Linked DNA regions of Homo sapiens: region 2 is linked to region 1. Evidence: read pairs that join two places in POLR2A ChIA-PET (ENCODE). Cell type or tissue: CD4-positive, alpha-beta T cell. All regions are shown on one strand.

Region 1 (2,500 bases):
TGATTCTTGGCCCTGAGTCCCTTTAGAGGCAACTCACTAGGTGCCATGAGCATTGTGGTTTGTGTTTCTATTCTAAGTTGACTTCGTTCCACTTTTTCAAGTTTCTGGATATTTTTTCAAGCTACGGATCTTCATCCACAGCACAAAATGTCCACTTAAAAAAATAAAGTGGATTTCTCACTCTTTCCCCTGAATGGAAAAAAAATGTCTTAGTTGTCTCTCCAGGTAAACCTGGGGTATCAGCCATGTTCTGATAGCCAGCTTCACCTGACCACCCTTCCCTAATAAGGAACCTCTTTTACAGAATAATTAACCTTCTACACTGCTCTCCAAGCTAATGGGGAACATCTGCTTAGGAGCCCTCCATGGCTGCTTCATCTCCCTCCCCGCAAAACCCACCCGCCTCCTTCAAGAAAGGCCCTAATGATTCTGGTATAGTTACCTTCTCTCCCTACCCCCTTTAACAATCTAGCATCTTCCTTAAAAAACACAATCAGGGAATCCTAACCAGGCAGGCGTGACTCCTAAGCAGATGGCAGGCCTCATAATTAGGTCATTACATAATACCTCTTCTCTAACTAGCTTCTCTCCACCTCATTCCGAGACTCTGGGTTGATGAGCTTTACACTGTGGTTACTTTAATTATAATTCGCTCTTGGGAACTTGGTAATACCATGTTTTGATAAAAGAAAAGAAATGGGGTAAGAGTATAAGAAAGTCAGAGTCAGAAGGTTGCTTTCAGCTTCAGTTTTGAATAGTCCAGACTTGTAGGGGTAACTTTTTCTCTTGGTGCCTTGGTTTCCCAACTTGTTTCAAGTTGGGAACTTGCCTCAAGCCAATCCCCAGTTGCACTGGTTCTAATACAGGACTCAAGCTAAACGTTACATCACATGACATGATTTCTAAGGGACACTACGTCACATTTAGGTGTCAGGTCAGGCTCTTGGTGACACACCATTGAACTAGATTGCACAAGGTGGTATCCTCACGCACACAGGCAGCGACTGGTCTCAGTAAGATCCCAGGTCAGCATCAAGTCTTTGAACTCCCTCAACCTTCAACCCCAGGCACTCAGAGACCTCGATTACTCACCAGGAAATCTAAAGCCTTCCACCTCACTTCCAGTGCAGCATCCCCACTCTGGTCTCCCTCCTTCTCCTAGAGCTTTCCACACTCTAAAAATCACTGTTCCCTTTGCCCAACAACTACACTGCCTTTCTTACCAATCTGTTTTTAGGGATCCTGGGTCTCATACCCATCTCATATCTGTATGAATAGTCTACAGTGAAGAAAAGTCATCTACATACATGTTCCCATTTCCTCATCACAATAAACCCAAATTATCATTTTGTAGATTCAAAAACTGAGGTCCAGATAAGTGTTATCCAAAAAAACTACATAAAAATTCAAGCTTTAATCGAGGATTATAAGAAGAGACTATTCTATGAAAAGGAGAGATCTATAATCTCCAATTGGCATAACATATAAGAGATATTCTTTTTTAAATTAATTTTTTGTAGAGATGGGGTCTCACTTTGTTGCCCAGGCTGGTTTCAAATCCCTGGCTTCAAGCAATCCTCCTGGCCCGGCCTCCCAAAGTATTGGGACTACAGGTGTGAGCCACTGCGCCCAGCCAGGAGATATTCTTAAGCTAGAGGTCCATGTCCCCACACCACCCCAACTCCCCAAGGACCTCTGGTTAACATTTATGCTTCGGCACTGAGTTTTCCAAGTTCTGACCCTGGACTGGGACAGTAGTTATGTTGGCCCCTGGTTCCAATGGGCTGGCCTAGGAGCTTGGTGCCTGTCATCACTGCAATTCTCAGACTCCAATACCTAACGCTACCCTCCTCTCCAGAGTCCTGTCCAAAGTCCTGTATCTCTCCTGCATCGTTAAAGGCAGCCTTGAGTTCTAAAACCTACTGAAAAATACCAGAAACCAAATTTAAGAATCACTTACCCAAAAAGTATGTTTGGACTAGATCAAAAGTTTTACATATGATGTGGCATATGGTACTAGGAAAAGAGGATGACCTTTCAGTCAGTAGTTTCCAGGGTTTGATTTCTAGCAATGAAACTTGTTTACATAAACTTGAGAAAGTTACTTAACTTCTTTAAGCCTCAGTTATTATCCATATTTTACAGATGTGGAAACTTTCTCCCCCAAAGCTATTGAAAAGCACTAAAGAAAAAAATATACAAAAATTGGCCTAGCACAGTGCTGGGCAAACAACTCTTCCCTCCACCTTCCCTCTGGCACCACCCTCTGCCTGATTGGTGCGGAGTGCTCCCTGCCCTCCGCACGTCACTGCCCCAAGGGGTCTGGGAAAAACTCCGAAAAATATGCAGTCTACAAGAACACTGTGAGATGAACCGGAGGATTATGAACTCATTAAAAAGAATAGCAAAGAGATCAGGGTGACCACCAGTGGGGCAGGTTTTGTCTAAGCACTGCATTTCTAAAATAATCATTATGCAGCTTTTTCAGGCCTTTTCCAGG
Region 2 (2,500 bases), 110 kb after region 1:
TGGGAGGATCTCTTAAGCCCAGGAGTTTGAGGCTAGCCTGGGCAACACAGTGAGACCCCATCTCAAAAAAAAAAAAAAAAAAAGAATACTATAGATTGAGTGGTTTAAAAACAACAGAAATTTATTTCTCACAGATCTGGAGGCCGAGAAGTCCAGGATCAAGGCACTGGCAGATTCAGAGTCTGATGTGGCCTGCTTTCTGGTTCATAGTTGTTATCACCTTGCTCTGTCCTCACATGACTGAAGGAGCAAGGAAGCTCTTCTGAGTCTCTCTCATACGAGCACTAATCTCATTCATGAGGGTTCTGCTCATTCATGAATTTCCTCCCAAAGGTTCCGCCTCCTAATACCATCACCTTGAGGATTGGGATTTTAACCTATGAATTTTGCGGGACACAAACATTCAGTCTATAGCAGATGGAAGATGAAGCCCAGCTTTCTAGGAAGCCCCCACCCGCAGAAATTTATGGAGCTAAAAAACTGCCCTTCAACTCCCTCCATTTCCTTGGCTGGCCTCTTCCCCCGACATCTCCCTGTTGTTTCTCCACAGGGAGCTTTTATTCATTGAGAAGGCCAGAACAGAGTGGGGACAGCCATGAGGTGCAGATAGTGGGAGCCTAGGGCGGCAGAGAAGGATGACCAGAGGGCCTGGGGGCAGGAGTGTCACCTATGGAAGGAATGGATCCTGGGGACAAGCTGCGTTGTCGGCTCTGACTAGGTGGGGCGGGGCAGGACTGTGCGATGGGCAAGTGTGAACTGTTACTGTCTCCATTATGCAGATGAAGGAACTGAGACTCGATCATGAGGGGGATTCAATTCTGGTCCTTGTCACTCTGAGGCTTGTGTCCTTTCTGCGCTACCAAGCTTTGTCTCTGCTTCTCAAGATGGTGATACAACTACTAATTCATAAAGCTCTGCAAGAGGGTGGTGGTTTTGAGTTGTAATTTCAATGAAGAGGGAGAAGAAGTAGAAAGAAACTAGGTTTATTTTTATGCTTTGGAATATTGATTGAAAGAATCAAAAGGATATAAGAGGATAAGGCAGGAAAAGTGGAACAAGAGCTAAACAACAAAGCCTGGAAAATAGACTATACTAATATCTTAAAAAGCTGATGGATTGAAGGAAAGATTCGGGTGAGGGGGGACAACTGAAGATATGAATCATGGGTAAAGAGGAGGATGTGATGGTCTTTGCCAAGCACCAGCACTGGCAGTGGGAGTGTGTGGGGTGGGGTCTAGCGCTCATGTTCATGACATAGAGGAGGACCTGGGCCTAGAGCCACTCAGTAAACTGGTGGCAGAGCCAGGGTAAACTTTGGTCTCCTGGCCCCACCTTCCAGGGCTCTTTTCTCTATTTTGTGCACTCAGAGAAGGGAGTTAAAAGATCAAAGATGTGGAAAGCACATGTGAAAAGTTAGAGGACACCCACATAGTAAGAAACTTAGGGCCAGGTGTGGTGGCTCATGTCTGTAATCCCAGCACTTTGGAGACTGAGGTGGGAGGATCACTTGAGCCCAGGAGTTCAAGACCAGCCCTGGCTACATAGTGAGACCTCATTCTATGAGAAAATGAGAAATAAATAAGCCAGGCGTGGTGGTGTGAACCCGTAGTCTCAGCTACTCAGGAGACTGAGGAGGGAGGATTCCTTGAGCCCAGGCTGCAGTGAGCTATGATCATGCCACTGTGTTCCAGCCTAGATGACAGTGAGACCCTGTCCCAAAAAACAAAACAAAACAAAACAAAAAACAAGAAACAAACAACAACAGAAAAAAAACAAATTTAGGCTTACCACTTGAGGTGGACTTGATACTCCTAAAACCTGAGGGGTAATAAAAAGATGCAGGTTGAGGTGCCAGGAACAAAGAATCCAAGACTGCAGCTTTGAGGCTTTCAAGGGAAGAGGGTCCATCATGACCAAGAAAAAATTTTCAGCACATGCTGTGCAGGTACCAGATGCAAGGAGTACTATAAAAAGTCTGAAGATGGCGACCTCCAGGGAATTTAGTCGCCCCAGCAGGAAGGCAGCCATTCCAAAGACGTCCCAATGCAGTGTATAATAGCCACAGGCAGTTAAGTTAGTCAGGAAAGTGAGCACCCAGAGAGAATGGAAGGAGAGAGGGAAAAACTGAAGAAATGTGTAGAAAGACAAAAATAAGACTTAACATTACGATTTTAGACAAAGCAGCATGAGGAAATGTAAATTTTTTTAAAGAAAGTGATTAGATAAAACATCCAAATGGAAACACATCTTGTAAACCGACGAAGCTCACAGACTGAATACAAAACATCACATTTTTATTTTAAACTTAAAAAATTAAAAATGTCGGATGTGGTGAAGCATGCTTATAGTCCCAGCTGCCCAGGAGGCTGAGGCGGGAGGATCTCTTGAGCCCAGGAGTTGGAGGCTACAGTGAGCTATGGCACCACTGCACTCCAGCTTGGGTGACACATCAAGGCTGTCTCTAAATAAATAAATACAAATAATTACATTCAAATAAAGT

Evidence for each region. Peaks named below come from ENCODE experiments on the same cell type or tissue, not always from the same donor. Only the 100,000 strongest peaks of a DNase experiment are listed, where the experiment ranks them.
Region 2: POLR2A ChIA-PET joins it to region 1 with 6 read pairs; 7 of 35 experiments call an interaction of 5 or more read pairs at or near these places.

Annotation. Positions count from the first base shown.
Region 1 is chr2:69,583,727-69,586,226 of GRCh38, forward strand. The region is part of intron 2 of AAK1 (AP2 associated kinase 1); the gene reads right to left. Among named protein-coding and RNA genes, the nearest start is that of AAK1, 59 kb to the right of the region's middle. In CD4-positive, alpha-beta T cell, no CTCF peak of the experiment used is centred here; a DNase peak (open chromatin) is centred at 975; H3K27ac peaks cover 316 bases.
Region 2 is chr2:69,697,915-69,700,414 of GRCh38, forward strand. It overlaps a transcript of ANXA4 not described here. Among named protein-coding and RNA genes, the nearest start is that of ANXA4, 43 kb to the right of the region's middle. In CD4-positive, alpha-beta T cell, no CTCF peak of the experiment used is centred here; no DNase peak of the experiment used is centred here; H3K27ac peaks cover 333 bases.